3 separate regions of the Homo sapiens genome follow, and all the other regions are linked to region 2. Evidence: chromatin loops called from intact Hi-C (ENCODE). Cell type or tissue: PC-3. All regions are shown on one strand.

Region 1 (8,000 bases), 190 kb after region 2:
TACAAATTCCATAATTTGGAAAAGTGACCAACAGAATCTCTAGGTTTGAAGGCAGCTCATAGAATTTTGGAAAGCCTGATATGATTTTGGCTCAATATAGGGAAACATTTTCCATTCCTCAGAATTTATATACTCTGAGGCTTCCCTGTACAGCTGTACAGGCTAGATACTGCACATCTCTAGGCTCCTCAGCCATTTTCTAAGTGAGTGCTGCCACCAGAATTGTGCAACTGAGCAGCCTGAACACAGCAGTCCCCAAAGGATCCCCTAGGCCATTAGGACCCACCTTGTCCTTCTGTCATATGCCAATCCTCCTTCCAGTACTTGGAGACAGTGATCATATTATTCCAAGTCTTCTCTTTTCCAAGTTAAACATCGTAACTTTCAACAGTCCTGCTTCATATGGCATGTTTCCAAATCCTAAATTTGTTCATTCAACAAACATTTACTGGGTCCCTGCACTGTGTCAGGTGGTGATACCCAGATGAATAAAGCACCACCTCTGCCCTCAAAGTCCGTATAGTCTATGCCCTAGCCTGGTGATATCCCCTTTATTTGCCTAGGATAAAACAACATGTTTGGTTGATGAAGTCTGAATTGCATCTACTTTTCTCGATTGCCACAGTGTACTGCCAAGCTTGCTCAGTGCCAAAACTCACATAGCCTATGCTTAGCCATATCTTTCCCTGCCTAGGCTTTTGCAGTTTGGTTTGCAAAGCTTTACAATTTTTCCTGCTGAATTTTATTTTCAACAATTTAGACTACCAAGCCCCAGCTATCAACAATTTTTATACATTTAATATGTTTGCTTTTATTCCAAATGATATGGCATGTAGTTATCAAATAAAAATGTTGAGCAAGGGGGAGTCTACGATGGAGCCCTGCCATATTTACCCACATACAATCCAGTGGTCCTCAAATTTGTCCACAAGGCTCTCACAAGGAGCTTTTTCAAATGTTTCCCCAAAGTCTCGCTTCTATGTCAATTACATTTCCCTAATTATTGGTCTAAGGATCCTCTCAAAGGAAAAACTGAAGATGGAAGTAATTGCTTGTTTTTGATGACCCCTATGTTGGTTCTTAATGGTAGCTACTACATTCTCCAGGGATTGTTAAACCAGCGTTTCACTTAAAAAAAAAAATCTGAGTATTTGAGGGTGGAGGGAAAAGTACTAGAATTAAGAGCCTTGGTAATGTGTTTGGAACATCTCCTTTATTCCTCTTAGAAATCAGCCTGGCAACTCCAAATTCTCAGTTTTTCTGTCATCTCTCTTGCTTTCTCGAGATTTCTCCAAGATCAAGGATTACAGTTCAGCCATTTCAATTGCAAATCCCTTCTGCAGAAGTAAAGGTCAGGGTAGAACTCTCTAAAGCTGACAGGGAACATCCCTTGCCTCAGACAAGATCATCCTAATTAATAATAATCACAATAATATTGTGCTCTGCATTTTATCCAGGGACACCTGAACAGCAGAATGCTTTATGAACATTATTTAATTAAGTCTTATGACAGTCCCGTGAGGGGAACTGGGAAACTGAGAGATTGGCTTAATCTCTGCCTAGGTAAGGAGACCTGTCAGGAGGAGCAGGGCAAACATGCAGGAAGAGACAGGCTGGGAGGTTAAGCAGAGAATGGGGATTGATAGCAGATGTGCATTTAAACCTTTCTAACCATCTATGCACCTGGAGGAAATACCTACATCTGAATCCTTCTGAGGTGCTCCTGTGGAGTTTTATGTATGTCACTCCAAAATAATAGCAATAGTCTACATAATTCAGTGATTTTAAATTCACTAAAGCAAATGCTTGTTAAACAATATTTGCATTTTCTCTCTCTTTTGCTCTCCTCCCTCCCTCTCTGTGGCCACCTCTCTGGGGCTCAAATTTGTCAGCCACAAGACTGACTGAAGTACAAGCAAGTAAAGCAAATGACCACATTCATTGTCCATGACAAACCCAAACCATATTCCATCACATCCCTGTGGTCCGGAGCCTCAAGATCTAGCCTGGAGAAAGCTATTTCAGTGTCATCAAGGGCCATTCCATTCTTGCCCCGGAGGGACATGTGACACCCAGTACACTGCATGGACACAGGCTGGTCTGCCCTAGAAAACTAGATTATTTAAAGGACTCCCCTAAACACCTAAGATAAAAATAGAATAAACAGTCCAACCTTTTTGTGAAACTTCCTTGAGAAACAAAGTGTGTGTGATATTGGATACTGACAAAAAATAATAATTTGCATCTTATTATACTTGACTTAAATATAACATATGGATACTATTTTTTTTTCATCATGGGGACTTTTGAAATAAAACTATTACCTTCCTGAGAAGTACTTGGTAAACTAAATTGCCTAACTTAGCATACAACCACAAAATCAAGGTGTGTTGAATTGAATTAAAATAAGTTTAATGAAATGCCCTTTCCCAACGGAGTTTTCTTCCCTGGCACTTCACCACCTCCTAGCACTCACACTTTCAAGAAGTCTCGTAACAGGGTTCCCTGGTTGTGGTTCTCTTCTCCTGTATCCACACCTCACACTTACACCTCTGTGGACACAATAACATACAAGAGGAGAGCAGAGAAAGGAATAACTTGTTATTGAGATAAGCGTCAGCAAATGATCATTTGGATTACTGCATAATCTATGTCAGACGTAAGCCTGGGATGTCATCACCTGCACTTTGTGGGAAATTGCCATAATTCTCATTTTCACATTTTCACCATGGAAGGAAGTCAGTACAGCAGGCATCACTGGGCTCAGCACATTTAAAACAGCTTACACCTATTTTTCCGTTATGAATTCCTCATATATATATTTGAACATGGAGAGAAAAAATACATATACATTTAAATATATATTTAAGACATATATATACATATGCATATATATACACATGCATATGTATATATACACACACATGCATATATATATATACACACACACCCCATATATATTCTCACCTCATTCATCTACTAGCAACACAGATTGCTTCAGAGATGAGGAAATGAAATGCTATTTTTGGAGAAAAGACTGATCTTTCATACAGATTGTCCAGAAAATGACCCAGCCTGCCACCCATTCAGACCTCAAGGCATCCAAGTGCTGCTTTGTTCCAATGCTTACATCTATTCAAAGTTCATACTCCAAGATTAAATGAGCCTCCCTGAGCCAAAAGAAAAGGCTTCACTGGCATTGCTGCCGATGCCATTCTCCTTGTGTCTGCCGTACAGGAGAGAAAGAATGAACCTAGGCTTTTCAAAACGGGCTGCCCAATTATATTTTTAAAAAGATGTTTTGCTGACATCTAGAGGCATTTGGGTAATAACACTTATTAATAATGATTCTTCCCACTTATAGGGCGTCTTGTGTCGCGTGATCCCTCAGCTCTTTACACACATTAATTAATTACGCATCACAGCACCCCTGTGAGGTAGAGTAGGTAAGCATTATTATGTGCAAAGGATTTATTGATTTTTCAAAGCAATATATAGCTGAGGCACAGAGGGGAAAACCATAGGAGCATGAATTAAGGAAGGAAAAAAAAAAAGACATACAATGAATGTAAAAGAAAACAAATAAAAGTAAAAATTACCCCCACTGTGCTCTTTAGAAAGGAATGATTACTTCACAAGTTCTGAGGGCCTGAACATTAACTAATTTGGTTGTTAGCAACTTACGCAAAGGCACATAGGAAATTGGAGGGAGAGAGTCATCGATAAAATTTCCAAGTCTTCCTTTGCAATCCTATTGACAGTGCTCCCAGCGCTTGGTGCTCTTGCATCCTGGGAAATCTCAGTAGTCACTGAGGAGCTGTGACATCAGGATGGCCCTAAATTTACGATGGAGGCATATTACATGTTTATGGCAGGGGTGGGGATAGGGATGAGATGCGGTTGGGATGTGTAGTAAAGGAGGGGGAGAACTACAGCCAAGTTTCTATGCAAAAATATGTTTGGAGGCTGTGGAATTTAAAGTATGTCACTGAGTACAGCAATATAAATTGACTATCATTTTGAATTCTAGTCTTGTTTTATGGTAGTGGCTCAGCTGCTCTTTTTTAAAGTAGTAACTATGCTAAGTTCTTATTTTAGGCATAGTTCTTATTTATTTTCATGGAGCTAACACTTCTGGGGCTTACTATTTATTTCTAAACTGAAAGGTAATATTCTACTTAAAAAGAAGAGTGTCATAAAATCACTAGCTTGCAGACACCAAGACATGATTAAAAACTCAAGAAACACATTATATTCTTTCTATAAGTTATTGTAATGCTGAGTTTTTATAAGGATAAAAATAAGTTGCCTTTCAAACAACTTCTTTTGCTCAAAACTTTTATATTCATTGGGTTTGAAAAAAATGTGACAAGAAAGCAAAGTGAACATAGATGGGCATACATGGCTCCCAGAGATTTGGAAGTGGCTTATCTTCTAAAGCTGGCACCAAAAAAATAAAATTACAACTTCGCCCTCACCTTCCCATTCACTATTACTCCTCCTCCACATTCTCAGGCCCATCAAAATATAAGTTTATCACCATAAACAATTACACCTTCATTGTGTCTTCATTGAAAATTAAACGTGCAACCGAGGCTCAAAATCAGAGAAAAAGCTGTGCTGAGAAAAGCGGGGCCAGTTATAAGAGCCAACCCCTGGGGTGTTTTTCCAGATAGGGTCCCTTCTCCTACACTCTATTAATGATGGTTCTGTTTGTGTGTTTCACTTCATACCACCACACCGACAGAAAGTCTGCTGATCTAGATTTATTTGTGTAAAAGCTATTCTTTTTTTCTCTATTTCATATATGTCTGTTCTATTAGTCATTCACTCCTCAAAACAAAGGACTTGGATCAATTTTCCCCCAAACTTGTAGCTTGGACCAGATGTCCTGAGACAGAGAAAATTTTGTTTGAGATAGAGGTGAGGTAAGTCATTTTGAATCATGGGTCACTCTTGGGAGAGGCCAGGCCCCAGTGTTACATAATACTAGGCTTAAGGCATTTGGGACTTGGCAGGAGGGCTACTGATTAGATGGAAGAAGATGTGCACAGAAAGCGATGGAGAAGGTACCAGATCCAACAATCAATTTCAAAATGTTGCCTGGGTGTGTCTCAGGGACTCTGAAGGGGAGAAGAAACTCCTTCCTCTTTCTCTTCCTCCTTCTTTTCCTCCTGCTCTCCCTTCTGCCCTTGGCTTGTCCTGCTGAACCCAGACATCACATATTTGCCACAACTCAACTATGCTTTGGATTCTTCAGGATCTCACCCAGGAACCCAAGCACTATTAATAATCTTCTTTCTCAGGGAAAATGTTTTAAAGTTCCAAATCATGTAATAAAAAGACAATTTTGAAAACTGCCCACTTCAAAAATTGGAGACTGCTTCATCCTCAAACAGGTAGTGGTAAAACAGCCAAGGAATCACATACCAATCCGTATGGCAGTAGGTTTCTTTTTGTCTCAATGCCTTGCTCAGTTCATGAGTGTTGTAATTTATACATTCTATAGTTTAAGATACTTTACCTTCAGGTTTCCTATGTACTCTTTTACTACAAACAGATATGCCACCAAATACCTAAGATGACAACAGTATATAACAGGTGAATGTTAACAAATATGTATTTCACTCTTTATAGTTATGTGCCTCCTGGGTTAAGAGCAAGCTGGAGAGTTAAAACATTGTCATGCACTAGTAATATGTTCTCATTTGCAAAGAAGCTAGTGGTAGGAAAGAACATGTGTGCGTTTTAAAAATTAAGGGATTTGCAAAAAGACTTTTACTTTTAGGACTTTCAGCCTTGGAGGGTCATTTTCAGTTCTGTGTTATTTTATGAAAGTTTATTTAATAAAACATTTGGATTTAGTGGGATCTAAACAGAGGTTTAAAAGGACTTTTTGCTGCTTGGCTTCATCTGCAGTTCAAGGGTTACGTAGGGAAAGAGGAGACACAGAGTGGCAATGTGTTGTTGATTCCACATGTGTGTCAGTGTTGAATGCAGACATCAGCAAGATTTCTTCCTCATCACTGCTGCCTCTTGCTAAATGTGGAACTCCCACTTTGTTTTTGTGATCACAGCTACACCCAGTTGGTTCACTTACCTGACCCTAAGTACTAGTCTCTGGTTCAAACGATTAGGACCTTCTTAATTTAAGTGTCTCTCCTTTACCCAAAACTCTTTAATTATTTCACATCTCAACAGAGAAAAGCCAAAGTCCTCATCATGGTTGCCATGGTCATACCTGGTCTGTCTCTCTCACCCTCTGACCTCAGCTCCTACACTCTCCATCATTCACTCCACTCAGAACTCCTTGCCATTCCTTAAGCACTTGAGAAGCACTCCTCCAGCGCCTTTGCACTTGCTGTGTCTTCTCTCCTCTGATTCCCTGAATAGCTACAGGGCTCGCCCCCTCAGTTACTTCAGGTCTTGACCTAAGTGTCACCTTCTCTGGGAGGTCTTCCCTTGCCTTCATCTAATTGTTCAATATTCCTTTCCATTCCCAAAGCCAGCATGCTTTCTATCACCCAGCCTTGCTTTATTTTTCTTCTTGACACTCTTACAAATGTAATAGTGTTTATATTTTACCCCATTATCTTGATTGATCATTGGTATCCCCCAAGGTAGAATAAAAGTTTATAAGGTCAGGAATTGTTGCATTGTTCACTGCTGTATCTACAGGATCTAGAACAGCATCTAGCACTTAGTAGGTGCTTAATAAATATGTGTTGAATGAATCTTGGGGAAAGGCCTGGGGCTCAAATGTAGAAATTGTTCATAGAGATCTGAGGCATTAATGAGGGAGCACTGGGCAGTAAGTTTAAGCATAGGGAGAAATTAACTTTCTTTAAAGTGGCCAGTTGAACAAATTGAAATCACAGATGAAATTATGCCATCAAGCCTTTAATGAAACTGCCACCAGTTCATTTAAGGCCGCCCAGATGATTTCAAAAGGAATGTGGCAGAGTGTGTCTATTTCAGAGTGATGAATGTATGTTCAACTGCTAATGTTTCTTTCAGAAATCTTGTGTAGCTCCAGTAAAGCTAATTTATAAACCTTAACTACTGTAGCTAATTTAACTCACTAATTTTAGACATTGTGTTGAATTAAAATCTGCATTTTATTGTGTATCATTTTGTCTACCGCTAACATTAATATGCGTTTTGTAATGTGGAACTACTAATGTTTTAAATATATATTTAGGCTTTCAGAAGCATTTGTGTTAACTAGATTTTTTTTCTTTCATGCATTTTAGTGGATGTCCTGTCAGATCACACATCATTAGACAAAGTTTTACATGCTTAAGGCCTGCATGTAGATACTAGACTAGACTACTTAAGTCTAGTATCCTTCTTGACTTTGAAAGTATCTTCCACTTCTGAAAGTCAGGAAGGATACTAGACTGAAGGCCTAATAAGAATTCAGTAAACTCTGTCTTTCATTTCTCTCCCCTCATTGGGATGGCAAAAAAAAAAAATGTGGTTTGGGGAAGTATACTGGTATAGTCAATTGACATCTACATGTGACCCTCAGACTAATGAGATGAGAGCACTAAAGGGGCTGTGTTACCAAATACAAATTTTTAAAAGGTGTCATTGGCAAACTTAGCTGTCTGTAAGCATTTTTGAAGAGCTGGCTATGTTTTATAATTCTTATTTCTAAGACAATTTAATTTGTTACTACTTATAACCCTATCTATGTTGAGAACATGTTTTACATTTTTCACCTGTGTTCAATGTATATTCATTCTTTCTCCCTTGCAAGCTTCTCAAATTCAGGTCAGAAATTTGTCTATATTTCTCAGTGTTTTACATATGTATATATTTTTATGTATTTTGTAGATTTATTGGAATTATATATATAATATTGGTATTTTATATACACATATAATCCATATATATATATAATCCCAATAAATCTATATGATATATATATATACACATTATATATAGAGACATAGATATACTCACATCACTACAAGACTACTATATCCCCACAGCAG
Region 2 (8,000 bases):
TAGTAGTCTATCTCTTCTGTTAATCTTTTCAAAAAACCAGCTCCTGGATTCATTGATTTTTTGAAGGGTTTTCATGTCTCTATCTCCTTCAGTTCTGCTCTGATCTTAGTTATTTCTTGTCTTCTGCTAGCTTTTGAATTTGTTTGCTCTTGCATCTCTAGTTCTTTTAATTGCAATGTTAGGGTCTCGATTGTAGACTTGTCTCACTTTCCCCTCTGGGCATTTAGTGCTATACATTTCCCTGTTAAACACTTTAGCTGTGTCCCAGAGATTCTGGTACGTTGTGTCTTTGTTCTCATTGGTTTTAAAGAACTTATTTATCTCTGCCTTCATTTCGTTAATTACTCAGTAGTCATCCAAGAGCAGGTTGTTCAGTTTCAATGTAGTTGTTGGGTTTTGAGTAAGTTTCTTAATCCTGAGTTCTAATTTGATTGCACTGTGGTCTGAGAGACTGTTTGTTATGATTTCTGTTCTTTTGCATTTGCTGATGAGTGTTTTACTTCCAATTATGTGGTCGATTTTAGAATGAGTGTTATGTGGTGCTGAGAAGTATGTATATTCTGTTGATTTGGGGTGGAGAGCTCTGTAGATGACTATTAGGTTCACTTGGTCCAGAGCTGAGTTGAAGTCCTGAATATCCTTGTTAATTTTCTGTTTCATTGATCTGTCTAATACTGATGGTGGGGTGTTAAACTCTCCCACTATTGTTTTGTGGGAGTCTATGTCTCTTGTAGGTCTCTAAGAACTTGCTTTATGAACCTGGGTGCTCCTGTATTGGGTGCATATATATTTAGGATAGTTAGCTCTTCTTGTTGATTTGATCCCTTTACCATTAGGTAATGTCCTTCTTTGTCGTTATTTATCTTTGTTCGTTCAAAGTCTGTTCATCAGAGACTAGGACTGCAACCCCTGCTTTTTGTTGTTGTTGTTGTTGTTTTTTGCTTTCCATTTGCTTGGTAAATCTTCCTCCATCCTTTTATTTTGAGTCTATGCATGTCTTTGCACTTGAGATGGATCTCCTGAATACAGCACACTGATCGGTCATGACTCTTTATCCAATTTGCCAGTCTGTGCCTTTTAATTGGGGCATTTAGCCCATTTACATTTAAAGTTAATATTGTTATGTGTGAATTTGATCTTGTCATTATGATGCTAGCTGTTTTTTTGTTTTTTTTGTTTTGTTTTGTTTTTTTGCCCATTAGTGATGCAGTTTCTTCATAGTGCTGATGGTCTTTACATTTTGGCTTGTTTTGGCAGTGGCTGGTACTGGATTTTCCTTTCCATATTTAGTGTTTCCTTGAGGAGCTCTTGTAAGGCAGGCCTGGTGGTGATAAAATCCCTTAGCATTTGTTTGTCTGTAAAGGATTTTATTTCTCCTTCACTTATAAAGCTTAGTTTGGCTAGATGTGAAATTCTGGGTTGAAAATTCTTTCCTTTAAGAATGTTGAATATTGACCCCCACTCTCTTCTGGCTTTTAGGGTTTCTGTAGAGAGATCACTGTTAGTCTGATGGGCTTCCCTTTGTGGGTAACCCTCCTTTCTCTCTGGCTGCCCCTAACATTTTTTTCTTCATTTCAACCTTGGTGAATCTGATGATTATTTGTCTTGGGGTTGCTCTCCTAGAGGAGTATCTTTGTGGTGTTCTCTGTATTTCCTGAATTTGAATGTTGGCCTTTCTTGCTAGGTTGGGAAGGTATCCTGATGAGTGTTTTCCAACTTGGTTCCATTCTCCCGTCAATTTCAGGCACACCAATAAAGCGTTAGTTTGGTCTTTTCACATGGTCCCATATTTCTTGGAGGCTTTGTTTCTTCCTTTTTATTCTTTTTTCTCTAATCTTGTCTTCACGCTTTATTTCATTACGTTGATCTTCAATCTCTGATATCCTTTCCACTGCCTGATTGATTTGGCTACTGATACTTGTGTATGCTTCACGAAGTTCTAGTGCTGTTTCTCAGCTCCATCAGGTCATTTATGTTCTTCTCCAAACTGGTTATTCCAGTCAGCAATTCCTCTAACCTTTTATCAAGGTTCTTAGTTCCCTTGCATTGGGTTAAAACATGCTCCTTTAGCTTGGAGGAATTTGTTATTATCCACCTTCTGAAGCCTACTCCTGTCAATTCATCAAACTCATTCTCCATCCAGTTTTGTTCCCTTGCTGGCGAGGAATTCTGATCCTTTGGAGGATAAGAGGCATTCTGGTTTTTGGAATTTTCAGCCTTTTTGCATTGGTTCTTCCTCATCTTTGTGGATTTATCTACCTTTGGTCTTTGCTTTTGGTGACCTTTGGATGGAGTTTTTATGTGGTTGTCCTTTTTGTTTATGTTGATGCTTTTGCTTTCTGTTTGTTCATTTTGCTTTTAACAGTGAGACCCCTCTTCTGCAGGTCTGCTGGAGTTTGCTGGAGGTCCACTCCAGAACTTGTTTGCCTGGGTATCACCAGCTGAGGCTGCAGAACAGCAAAAATTGCTGCCCCCTCCTTCCTCTCGAAGCTTTGTCCCAGAGGGGCACCCACCAGATACCAGTTGGAGCTCTCCTGTATGAGGTGTCTGTCGACCCCTGCTGGGAAGTGTCTCCCAGTCAGGAGGCACGGGGGTCAGGGACCCACTTGAGGAGGCAGTCTGTCTCTTAGCAGAGCTTGAGTGCTGTGCTGGGAGGTCCACTGCTCTCTTCAGAGCTGTCAGGCAGGAACACTTATGTCTGCTGAAGCTGCACCTATTGCTGCCCCTTTCCCCAGGTGCTCTGTCCCAGGGAGATGGGAGTTTTATCTATAAGCCACTGACTGAGGCTGCTGCCCTTCTTTGAGAGATGGCCTGCCCTGAGAGAGGGAATCTAGAGAGGCAATCTGGCTACAGTGGCTTTGCTGTGCTGTGGTGGACTCTACCTAGTCCAAACTTCCTGGCAGCTTTGTTTACACTGTGAAGGGAAAACTGCCTACCTAAACCTCAGTAATGGCAGACACCCCTCCTCCCACCAAGCTGGAGCATCCAGGTCAACTTCAGACTGCTGTGCTGGCAGTGAGTACTTCAAGCCAGTGGATCTTAGCTTGCTGGGCTTCATGGCGTTGTGATCTGCTGAGCAAGACCGCTTGGCTTCCTGGCTTCAGCTCCCTTTCTGGGGGAGTGAATGGTTTTGTCTTGCTGGCATTCCAGGCGCCACTGGGGTATGAAAAAAAAACTCCTGCAGCTAGCTCAGTGTCTGCCCAAATGGCTGCCCAGTTTTGTGCTTGAAACCCAGGGCCCTGGTGGTGTAGGCACCCAAGGGAATCTCCTGGTCTATGGATTGTGAAGACTGTGGGAAAAGTGTAGTATATGGGCCAGAGTGCACCATACATCATGGCATAGTCCCTCATGGCTTCCCTTGGCTAGAGGAGGGAGTTCCCTGGCTCCTTGTGCTTCCCAGGTGAGGCAACACCTCACCCTGTTTCTGCTCGCTCTCTGTGGGCTGCACCCACTGCCTAACCAGTCCCAAAGAGATGAACCGGGTACTCAGTTGGAAATGCAGAAACCACCTGCCTTCTGCATTGGTCTTGCTGGGAGCTGCAGACTGGAGCTGTTCCTATTCGGCCATCTTGCCTGGGAATCTAACTGTCTTATATTATAGTTTGGGTTTCTCAGGGGCAAATGCCATGCACTTACTCATATCTTCAGGCTGTTTTTCTGCCTAAAACTTAGTAAGTTCAGAATTAACTGGAAAGCAAACACCTGCACAGTAGATATACTCTGCTGCGGGTGCTCATTCACCACCACCCTCTCTTTCCCTTATCCCTTGGAGACTTACCCTCTGCTAGGAAAATGTCAGTGACTTAGTCAATGGATTCAGTGTCTTCACAGAGCAGACTGAGGGGAGCCAAAGCAGGCTAAGGAAACAATGGTCGGCATTGTTTTTCCAAGTCTTTCTCCAATCCCTCCGCTGGCATGGAAACCTTCCAGGCCTCTCTCCAATCAGGGCCACACCCTCACCAGTGCTATGGAAATCCTTCTGCGCAGCACCAAGGTAATGAAACCAGTAAAAACAGTGTTCTTTTCCCATTGGCTAAGCTGGAATAATTCCTCACCCTTAGCAAATGGGCAAGTGGAAATTCTAGTAGGGAATTTAGAACACAGGTCTACACACTGGAAACCCTCAATGGAGTCTAAGGTTCTTTATATACATATACATTGTATACATAAAAGAGTAAAAGAAAAGAAATCAGCTGAATCCAGAGAGATTGTTTTATTTTGTTAGCATAATACCAAAAGCTTTTCTCACTTTTAAATTTGTGGTTTTCAAAGTCTTAAAAAGAATATGAATATCCTTGTGTGTGTCGTTGCCCTCTACTGGATAAGCTGGGTAATATTGTCACTAGTTGTCCAAACATATTAATAATATACTGAACAACATCTTATACTTGGCTAGCATTTTGTCTTTTTATTTTTCAAAATGATTATACATGTAGAATTTTAATTTACCCTTTTCATAATGCTATAAAATAACTAAGCTATTTTTATTCCCATTTTACAGATGAAAAACTGAGGCAGAGGTACATTATTCACTCAATATACATACTTTAATGAAGCTGTATATAAAGAACTACGCTAAGCCATTTACAAAGGTGAATAAGATGATCTATACTCTCTGGGAGCTTAATTTGTTACAGATAAGATATATACCCAAATATCTATAATGAAAATAAAATTGTGATATAGGAATAAATTAAACTAAGAATTATTGATTGTAGAAGGAGCTTATACATGTTACTTTAGCCTCACAGTAACTTTTTTGGTATATGTCATGTGCCTTGTTTTACAAATGACAAAATTGAGGTTGGATGTTTCTAAGTCATTGTTCAGATGCCCCACAGAGAACAATGCTATAGGAAAGGAGAAGAGGAAGAATTTACAACTGGTAAAAATCAAGAAAGGCGTCATAAAGGTGGTGGTGTTTGGCCTAGGGCTTAAAGGATGGGCAGGGGCTGGGTGCGGTGGTTCATGCCTGTAATCCCAGCACTTTGGGAGTCCGATGTGGGTAGATCACTTGAGGCCAGGATTTCGAGACCAGCCTGGCCAACATGCTGAAACCCCCTCTCTACTAAAAATACAAAAAATTAGCAGGGCGTGGTAGTGTACACCTGTATTCCCAGCTACTCAGGAGGCTGAGGCAGGATAATCACTTGAACCCAGGAGGTGGAGGTTGCAGTCGGCAGAGATCGCACCACTACACTTCAGTCTGGGTGACAGAGCAAGACTCCATCTCACAAAAAAGAAAAAAAAAGGGCAAAAGAAGGCAAATGTCAAAAGGAAGCTTTGCTCATGATGTTGGCAAAGTGAGAGGCTCACTTGGGGCATGACAGGTCCTGCAGAGAGGGTGGAGCTTGGGCTATAGGGAAGGAATTATTCTTGGTACAGAGGATGTATCCAAAAGAAGTCTTGGGAACAAGCAAAAAAGTCAGAGGTGGTCCACATCTTCTCCACTGTGCAGTGAGGACAGGGCTCTTGAGTAAGGGTCTCGCCTTTGGGTGGTCTCTGTGCTGACAGGAGGCACTGATGCTGGCCTGTTTGTGCAGTGAGGCTGCCCGTTTTGTGGCCTGGTTTCTGTTGCTTATGGATATGGTCATAGGTCAATGGGAGGTTGGTGTGAGAAGCCTGAGCAGGCTATGGCAGCCTGTGCTCCTGAGAGTCAGTAAAGAGTGCCGCATAACAAGGAAAATTCTGAAAATCATTCACTTTCACATTAGAGGTTGCTGAGCTGTGGCACCTCCTCTTTCCTTTAACAATCTGGACCAACGGCCTAAAGAGCAGAATGTGAAAAAAATAAAATAAAATTGAAGACACTGTAACGAATGAAACAGGACTCTCTTTGTCCTTTAAACGAGAGGCTAAGCCTCATTTAGTACTTGGGTGATTTGCCTAGAGTTTTCCTTTTCTGCCCAACAATTTTTCAAGCCTTCCATAGTCAACCATTACCACCTTCCAGGTATTCTGTTCCTGGTGGTTTAACAGAGAATCTCAGGGTCAGAATAAATGACAGGGATCACAGCGAGTTCTCACAGCTTACAAGGCCATGGCCTTCCTGCCAGAGGTCTAAAGGGGCTGGAGACAGGGGCTAGAAGAGAAAGGGAAGGAACAGAAAAAGCCAAGACAGTTAAAGGAATGGATGACAAAGGAAACAGTGAGTTGGACATTTTTTTCCTCTGAATCTTTTCTGTCATGACTCCTTTAAGCCACTGAGAAAGAAATACAGAGAAAAAGACCCAAAAATAGATAGATAAATATATAGATAGTTGCAGAGACAGATGAACAAACACACAGAAAAAAAATGAGCTATAAGTAATCATGACATTATCATGTATTTTTCTTAAAAAAGGGCCACTTCTATTGACTCAGTCTTGATTCTCAAATAACAAAACTGAACTAGTACAGTACATTTAGTTCTTTATTCTATGCATATTTACTGAATATCTTTTACACACTTCCATGTACTTATCCACTAAGAATGTATTAAGTACCTACCAGGTACCAGGAACTATGCTAGGAGTGGGAAATACAAAGGTAAATAAACAAAGTCTCTTCCCTTACTTAGCTGTGAGCCTTTGCCTCAAGGTGTGCTGAACCCATGGGATATTTAACAAATGTTGGATTGAGTTGCACTGTTATTGCCTCATCTTCAGCAGGGTTAGGACCTGGGAGCACCAGTTTCACCACTTCTCCGGCATTAACTAAGACAATGCATAACCACAACTCAGATGATATACGTGATCCTTTGTCCTTCTTGTTAGGATCTATCTCTAAGCTTTGAGTTTGGGAGAAGGAAACATGCCATTGGCATAATAGACTTTAGGGCAGAAGAGTCCAGGTTCTTGCCTCTCTGGCTGAGCCACAGGCTTTTCTTATGGGAAACTCACCACCTTCATTAGCAACACTACTCTGTCTTCATTATTTGCCGGGCAGACTCATCTGGTGAATGCCACTGAAATGAGATTCGTTTTTTTTTTCTTTTTAATTATTGACACACTAAGCTTCCTCTCCCTACCCCACCTGATGCATACATATTTGGAAAGAGGGGAAGACTGAGTGAGCTGTGACATCGAGGTGGGAAGCAATTGACAGCTGCACTGTAGCTTCATAACATCAGGAAAAGCAAACTGAAATGGATGGGGTTGTGTTTATCCTTTAAAGTAGAAACATAAACTTAGAGTAACAGTTCTTTCCTTTTGGTGTACTTTGTTGACAGTTTTGTCTTATTTTCATGTAAGTGGACCTCATTCTTCATGTTGGCTTTTATCTTTATATTTACGCAAGATGTCTAAGAAGTGTAAGGTTCCAGGGAGGTCACAAAATGGGGCACTTTCCTATGGTTTGTGCAATTTGTCAAAAAAAATATGGATGAATAAGAGTTTGAAAATGATATAAAGCTAAAGCCAGTCTGTCAAGAATTTTTTTCTCATTTTAAAAATCCATTGAAAATTTTCAGAATTTTTCACATGACTGCACCCTATACCAAGACTCATCTCAAAATTATCTATTTAATTAATGCTTCCCAGATTTTGGATCTCAAGCGCCATTTAAAAGAAAGAAAGTCAAAACAATACATGAGGAACTGACATGAAGTACCAATTTTAGGTTTGCTTTTCTAGAAAATAAAAGCTAAAAAAGTAACAGCAGCTACCATCAACTGCCACCATTATTTTCCAAATGACCTTTGACATCACAAAAGGAAGAAGGGAACAACTTCATACAAATGGACGATCCCTTCAATTTAATCATTTAGGTTTTTTAAAAACTCACAACATTGGCTTATGTTTTTCATTTTGCAACACACCAACGACAGGTTCTCACAGACCACTGAGGGAGCAGCCTGTGGTAACTCCTGCCCGGCATTACAAGTTCCAGTGATCTAGAAGAAGGAAGTCTACCATGGAGATCAAGTCCACACAGGCCTTCCTAGACAGAATTCATACTCTAACCATGGGGAAATCTTGGATGTTACTCCAAGCCACAGTTTCCTCATTTGTAAAATGGAG
Region 3 (8,000 bases), 670 kb after region 2:
AACATTGACTCTGCCCAATGATCTGGCACAAAGAGGCATTGGGAACTTTCCTCGCAAATGTAGAGGTAAGGCCACGATTCAAGCAGTTGCTCTGTCGCCATGGCAACTGTCAAATCACACTGCACATAGGTGTGTCTGGCAGCCTCACAGCTGTCCTCCTCACGCTTCAGGCCACACAGGAAGGCCAAGGACACTGCAGGAAACAGTCACCATTAGGAAAGAACCACAGAGAGAACCTAAGGCCTCTAGTCGGTTTCACAAATGAAGTTCCTGTGTCCTCCTTTGACCAATAGGAATATGAAGTTAGCAGTTTACTTTTTTTAAAATGTATTGTATATGTGTAATGTACACAGAAAAATACAAGTATCATTTTTGTAAAATATGAATAATCATCATAAAAAAAACTCAAGTGAATTTCCCAGCCAACATAAGATATAAAACACTTATAATACACTTAAATCTGTGTGTTTCTCCCCAAGTTCGTCCCTTTCCTCCTCATTCTCAGAAATAACCACTTGGCATTTTTTAAATAGTTTTATCACAAACATTTGTATTCCTAAACAAGAGATTGAGTTTTCCTTGTTTTTGAACTTTATAAAATATGATACATGATAAAATATTCTTGGGTCTGATTTTTTCATTCCATATTATATTTTCAAGATTTATCCACATTACTACATATAACTATTGTTAATACATTTTCACTGCTGTTCAATATTGTATTGCATGAAACTACCACAATAAATTTATCTATTCTCTTATCAATGAACTTTTTGGTATTTCCTAGCTTTTGCTACTAAAAACGTACAAAATTTCATCTAGGGTGCATGCCTATCAAGAAAATTTCTTATTCAAAGAGTAGGTACAAGTTCAGCTTTACAAGATAGTGCCATATTGTTTTCCAAAGTAGTTGTGCCATTTTGTATTCCTACCAGCCATATTTGTAAGTTCCCATTACTCCATATAATTACAAGCACTTGAAATTATCAGACTTTTAATTTTTGCCAATCAGGTGTGTAAAATGGCATTTCACTGTCGTCTTAATCTGCATTTCAATCATTACTTTTAGGTTGACCAATTATTATTATTATTATTATTTTTTGAGACAGAGTTTCGCTGTGTTGCCCAGGCTTGTGGCACAATTTCACCTCACTGCAACTTCCGCCTCCCGGGTTCAAGCAATTCCCCTGCCTCAGCCTCCTGAGTAGCTGGGACTACAGGTGCACACCACCACACCCCGGATGATCTTTTGTATTTTAGCAGAGAGAGGGTTTCACCATGTTGCCCAGGCTGATCTTGAATTCCTGAGCTCTGGCAATCCACCTGCCTCAGCCTCAAAAAGTGCTAGGATTACAGGCATGAGCCACCGTGCCTGGCCAAGTTGACCAACTTTTTTATGTTTGGTAACAACTCATGTTTTCTCTTCTGTGAAATTCCTGTTTCTCTCATTTGCCCATTTTTCTATTGGGTTGTTTGTCTTATTGACTTGGATAAGTTTATGAATTTCTTGATTTTCACATAATTATAAACATTAGCATGTTATAGAGATAAAAAGCAAGTATTTGAAGCATGCTGACTCTCAGGCCATTTTTTTCTGAGTCATGACCCACATATAAAAAGCATCATGAGGCAGACTGGGAATGATCTTTAACTAGAAGATGAACAAAGCTCCACATGAGATGGTTTAGGAGCAGCTCTGTCTGAAAACCTTAATAAAGAGGGAAAATTTAAAAAAATCTCTGTAGCCTGCTTCCTCTGCAGCAAGCCTGCCCATGTGGGTAATGCAACAGAGGTTATCAAGGGCCGTGGGCTTAGACCTGTGCTTCCCCGCCTCATTACAGTGCTGTGGCAAGGGTTACATGAGATAAGTACGTGGGGGAGGGTTTGTAGTTATGCAATCATGCCCAAATAGTACTATTGTTGCTGTTATATTCTAAAGCACCTGGCACCTAGGAGGTTGGCTGTGAATGTGTTTTGAATGAATTAGAGCAATAAAAATGACTGACAGTAGGACTCTTGTATGAACAGACAAAACATAAGAACTTTCCAGTTAGTAAGCCCTAAGGCAAATAAAAACAAGCTCCACACCTATAAAATAATGAATTCATTAAAGGTGATTAAGTAGATGCAAATTGACAAGCAGGATTATGAAAATCACCCAGGGCTGGGGATCAAAATCTATGGGTTTTACTCAAAGTTCTGCCACTAAATAGCTGCGTGACCTTAATCACTTTAGCTTTCCATGCCTTATGGAAAAGTTAAAGTTTCCATGAAAATGTCATGTGGTATAATTCAAGGTATAAATGCAAGAAAGCCAAAGATCAAAGATTTTGCTCATTTTAAACAAACACAAAGTATTAGTTTCACCTAACAGGATGTTTTGGCAACTCATTACAAGAAAAAGGAAATTTCTCCTATGGTTAGAAGTACAGTTTGTGGGGATGGTAAAAATGGGTGACCTCCAAAATAGCAAAAGCACATTTGTAGAGCCCCCTGCTTTAACTCCCCCTGCCCCACACATGTAAAGAAAACATATTAGTTCTGTGGCACAGGCATAAACAAAACAATAATTAAGAACGTTTGAGTTCAGGGTCATTATCTGTAACCTGGAATGTGAAACATCACTCTATGGTACAAAGTCAAACTGAAGAAAAAAACTCAAAGCACGGGTCAGAATTCAAAGCGACCTTGGTAAATGAGAGAAGTTAACAGAAATAAACAAAAGAACAAATGAAAAGAGTAAGACAGTAAACTACAAAAGAAAAAAAGAAATCATATAAATATGAGGAAAGTCCAGCTGTGCACAGCCATGGTAGAAATGCGTGCGTGCACACACACACCCCTTGGGATAACAGTAGGTAACAGAAAGCTTATTAACCAGCAAGACTGCAGTATAATTGTACAAACAAACATGGGATCAGACGATACACAGGCATCTTACGATGCTACCCAATTTGGCCAGAACTTGCTTGTATAGAACAGCTTCCTCATTTGGGGCTTCAAATTAGGAAAGAATATAGGATTTCAGAGAGGGCTGAAAAGTGAGATACTAAAATGTTTACTTGGAAAGTTTCTGATTCAGTAGGGCCCAAGAATTCACATTTCTAACAAGCTCCCGGGTGAGGCCCTTGCAGCTACTGCTCTGGGAAGCACACTTCCAGAACTGCTGCCATAGAGGAACTAAGAATACTCCACTTTCCAAAGAACCACCCGCTGATTAAGGTTGAAAAAATTAGAGTAGGGGAGCATCCATTAGGCAGAGGATGGATTTCTCTGAAAAGAGCAACTGCGAAACACTTGTAAGGGTTGCTGCTGGGAAATTCTCCCCTGAAAAATCTTTAAAAATACAAGTGATTTTTAGCTAACTTGGTTGTACTCAATCCTGTCTGAAAATGGAGAAATTAGTAGTAGTTTCTAGTAATGTCTAAGACCTATCCCCTTTGACATTTGATGTCCATTATAGACCTACTTCCTAGGGAAAAAAAAAAAATACACAGTCATACACTCAAAATGCTTCATCCAGTTTCAGCGGGTTAACAGAATCCCCAAATCCCATCTTGGATCTTAAGTAAGAAACCTCTGGAGTTGGCTCTCACAATTTCCTCTCAATCTTTAGACATTGTGATTGAAAGTCTTTTAAAAGACTTTTTTATGAAAGGAAAATTAGTTAAATTATGCATTCCTCTAGAGTAAATGTGTGCCTTGCACAATCAATGAGTGTTTGGTGACACCTAGTGGCCATATAAATAGTTACAGTTTCCAACTAATTTTCCTCTTTAAAAAATCATGGAATGTTGAGTTCTTTTCTAAATCTTTCTAAACACAATAATTATTTTATTATTCTTCCCCAAGAAGTTATAAAACTTAAAATATCACAACTTACCTGATCCTGAAACATCATTGATTTTTATCTTATACTAGTTGAAATTAAGTGTTTTGAAATAATAACACGGGGCTTTTAAAAGTATATTAATTTGAGCAGTGTATATATGAAAGCTTTTTTAAAAAATGTAGCAGTATTAGTTAAAAATTAGAGCCTATAAATGTGCAGTCTTAGCTTTCTGTTTATGCTATCTCTCATTTATTCCTCACCAAGCACTAATTTTGCACATACCCTCTGCAACACTGTTCCTAGCAGAGGAGGTAGAGCAGTGAATCAGACAATGTTTTGAACTTCAATCTTCTATTGTATCTTAAATTTCCCATTGTGGACTCTATCTCTCTTCCATAATGTGTTTATATACATGATGATAATAGGAAACTCAATTTCTAGCATTTTAACAAAAATTTTTTTCTCCTCCCCTTCTTCTTCCTCTTCCCTCTTCCCCCTCCTCCTTCCCCTCCTTCTCCTCTTTGTATAAGACAACACAGCACAAATTTCCATCACAATAGCATTATCCATCATTAAATTCTCATCCAAGCTCAGATGATGTGGTGCTTTTATCATTTTGTAAATCTTTAGCCCACATTCAAGTTGCAGACAAATAAATTAGGAATAAAACTTAAACACTACACAGAAAGGAGGTATGTAAACGGTTAAGTGCACAGGTACAAGATTTATGATTAGGCAAATAAGGTAATCACCTGGCTAAATGTGAGCTATCTCAAATGTAGTAAGGTCCTGTAGTAATAACAGTAATTTCTTCCTTTTGACTTTATTTCCTGAAGCTCAGTGGGGTATTACCATGTGTTGTGAATCCCCAAGCTTTGCAACTTACTCTCTCATCTCTTTCCCCACAAAGACACGGCTTCTCATACCACAATTTATATGATCACTACGCAGCTTAAAGTAGTGAGCAATTGTGGTGTTTTACTGAATAAGAAATAAGTAATTATGTGAGTATTGCAAAACAAGAAGACAACATGAGTGTTGGCTCTTTTGCCTATAATAAGAAACCGAAAACTGAACACACAAAGCTAATTTTCAAGTGATATCCAGCTTGAAAATCTCCATCCCTTTACTGGTACCTCCAATAAGCAGATGTCTTCAGCAACCTCACCTCAGAACAAAGCCAAGAGCTTGTTTCCTCCATGACTCCTATAGCTGTCATTGAAACTAATATTCAGAATTCAGAATTACTTCCTCTGTCATCCTAAGACTGCAGTTAAGAACACAGGTGATAAGTGTTTCAATATTCATCTAACATTGACATATTAATATGACAAAAGTTATGATGAATCATTTTAACAGGTGGCCTCAGATTCTAACTATCATTTTAGATGAGGAGTAGAGAAATTCTTTTCCTAGGCACACATAGAGAAATTAGTAGTCAGTACAGCATTAATCACAAAAATAGAATTAACCAAAGAATATCATTTCCATATATATGCTTTAAAATATATGTGTGTGGCATCTTTACTCACCATCCAGGGGCAGAACCAAGCAGCTGAAGGCAGACACTGTAGCATTAGCCAGGACTCGGCAGGGAGCACCACACACAGCAGCTGAGACATTCCCTGGAGAAAATCCCGCTCCAAACACATGCACCAGCCTTCCACCCAGGCAGCCTTTAAAGACAAAGGTACAAGTTCTTGATCATACAGGCAAATCTCCCTTCTTTACTCAACTCAAAATTCAAACATTTGCTTCCTCACTACCCATTCTTCTTTTCACATCCTCAGAATCCGCACAACTGGCTTGAGGTGGCTGCTGGCCTCAGTTTCCTCTCCACTTAGGCTCTGGCCTTGTCTGACTCCAATCACATTCAATATCCTATTGTGTTAAAGAGGTTTTTTTTTAATGTAACAATTTTTATATGGAAAATTAATGCTTATTTATAGTTTTTAAACTTTTTATTCAAAGAGCCATAAAATGAAAATAAAAATTCCCCCAACCATCTGACTCCCTCCCCGGAGGTACCCAGGTATAGAGTTTCTTATGGCTCCTTCCAGAATTTTTAAGCATCTATGTTTCTGATTCAAAGCATTATTCTATCCATATTATTCTGGAACTTGCTTTTTTGCTTCAAAGTATAGCATAGATGTTTTTTCAAAACTCTATGGATCCAGTTCATTTTAGTAGCTACTTAGAATTCCATTATAGGGCCCTGCTACAATTTATTTGACAATTTTCCTATTTATTGAAATTTCCATTTTTTCTCCTCTTTTGCTATTGTTAATAGTGATGCAATAACTGTACATGTTTTGGGACATTTGTATGAGTAAAACCAGTCCACATTTCTAGTTTACACTGAGATACAGAGTTCCCCTCACTACTGCCTTCATACCAGGTCTAGGTGGTACTTAGCCACTTGACTAACTCAAAAATAATGCTTTTGGTTTAAGATGCATTTCTTATTTCCCTGCTCTTCCATCATAAAAAAACATGGAATCTTAGGGAGTAGTGCCTTTATCAAATAAGGAAGCTGAGTCTCAGAAAAGTCAAGCATAAATTAGCAAAATTAGTGATAGACTAGAGCCAAATCCTAGTCCCCACAGTGTTCCACCAAGCTGAGACCAAATTTTTTCTAAGAAATGTCTTAGTTAGTACTCCAACAGTCTAAGATTCTGTTTCTATAGTTTTTTTCCTTACTTTCTAAATCACAACCAAATTTGAACTATCTCAAGTGCAACAAGGCTTTAAGTGAATAGAAATTGAAAGCTTTTCTTCACTGGAGGGAAAGGCTAGGCAATTTTTGGTATATCTAAACGGAGAAAACAGTCCAACCAATTTAATTGTTCTGTGCATTTGGCTTATTATTGTTGAAATATGAGTCCACCTGTGAAATATTACAAAATGATAAAAATTTAATCATACTTAATAAATTTTAAACAACGCAAATTGGCAGATAGGGTCTAAAACTAGGTGAAGGCATTTACGTTCTTAAATGATCAAATTATGAGCTCTTACAAATGGTGTTATTTAATTTAAAATACAAATCCAGTTAATGCATCAAATTAAAATACAATCAAACATTTAGAGAATATGCACAGTTTCCTTGATAAAAATAAAAAAAATCTTCATAAACAGAGCATAACAAAGACAAGCCTCAGGAAGGAATTGGGATTGTAAGAAGCCAGTGGGCTTCTCTTTCCTTCCATCAGGCAGATTGTGTTAATTTTCTACTTTCCAGAAGTGAAAGGAGCTACCAATTCATTTACATAAAGAAAGTGTGCTGTCTTATTTGCTTGACTTACCGAAGTTCTCCGTCACTGCTGTAATAATAACTCTTGAGGTGAACACCAGGGCAGATGAGGCCCACCCTCTGATGCAGTCATAGCCTCTGACGTGGTACTCCCCGGCCGGAAGGGAAGGGACCACGCACTGAAGAACGGTGTGGTTACCAGAGACACCCACACAGGGTGACATTCCTATAAAAATGTCAATGTTTGCAGCTCCTGAGATCTGGGCCACTGCAAAGGTTAAGATGTCATCGCTCTGAGAAATAGAGATCAATTCTGGGGTAAAGGCCTTGTTATAACCAATGACTCCTATGTGATACCAAAGTCCATCTACCTCTATTTCCAGGGCAACAGAGCCATTCCCTGTGGGAACAATGCACCGGATGAGCTCAGCACCGATGTTCACCGTCAGGCAGGTCTGCTGGTCAATATAGACTGACGTGGTGTTCTGTCCTCTCAGGCCTGTGCCCTCTATGGTCAAGAGGCTTCCACCATGTAAGCTGAAATTCTTAGGAAAATAATGAAACACTTGGGGCATAATGTAGAAGTGTCTGGAAACATTACCAGAACAAGCATACCCATTTCTTGTATAAAAAACTGACAGGTAGTGGGGTCCTGGGGCCAAGTCTCTTGTCTGGCACACAACGTGGCTTGCATTAAAAAAAGTTACATTGCAAGGAAGTTGATCATCCACAAATACCATCGGCTCATCAGCTGTGGTGGCTAACCTCTGACCCCTAATCAGCACAGTGGTCAGAGACCCACTGGTGTTTGTGGACAAGGCATCCATGACAGGACTTGCCTCTTCCCTTATGAAAAGAGTGCAATTCCCCTGACACTCGCTGGTTAGCCCATTGACCAGGACTGTGACGTTCAGG

What was found. A loop is a pair of places that touch in the nucleus more often than their neighbours do. Peaks named below come from ENCODE experiments on the same cell type or tissue, not always from the same donor. Only the 100,000 strongest peaks of a DNase experiment are listed, where the experiment ranks them.
Region 1: a loop joins it to region 2, with 6 times the contacts of the local background. A loop is called at or near these places in 4 of 110 quality-filtered maps.
Region 3: it touches region 2 in a loop (4-fold over the local background); 2 of 110 quality-filtered maps call a loop at or near these places.

Annotation. Positions count from the first base shown.
Region 1 is chr6:51,538,771-51,546,770 of GRCh38, forward strand. No RefSeq gene overlaps it. Among named protein-coding and RNA genes, the nearest start is that of PKHD1, 540 kb to the right of the region's middle. In PC-3, CTCF peaks have their summits at 3,329 (motif pointing left) and 3,537; no DNase peak of the experiment used is centred here; H3K27me3 peaks cover 2,439 bases.
Region 2 is chr6:51,346,190-51,354,189 of GRCh38, forward strand. No RefSeq gene overlaps it. Among named protein-coding and RNA genes, the nearest start is that of TFAP2B, 530 kb to the left of the region's middle. RefSeq lists a silencer at 6,579-6,779. In PC-3, a CTCF peak has its summit at 4,313 (motif pointing left); no DNase peak of the experiment used is centred here.
Region 3 is chr6:52,017,437-52,025,436 of GRCh38, forward strand. It overlaps PKHD1 (PKHD1 ciliary IPT domain containing fibrocystin/polyductin), which reads right to left. Exons shown (of 67, transcript NM_138694.4): 32 at 7,138-8,000; 33 at 5,365-5,508; 34 at 1-193. Among named protein-coding and RNA genes, the nearest start is that of PKHD1, 66 kb to the right of the region's middle. RefSeq lists an enhancer at 6,614-7,813. In PC-3, a CTCF peak has its summit at 3,728 (motif pointing left); no DNase peak of the experiment used is centred here; H3K27me3 peaks cover 460 bases.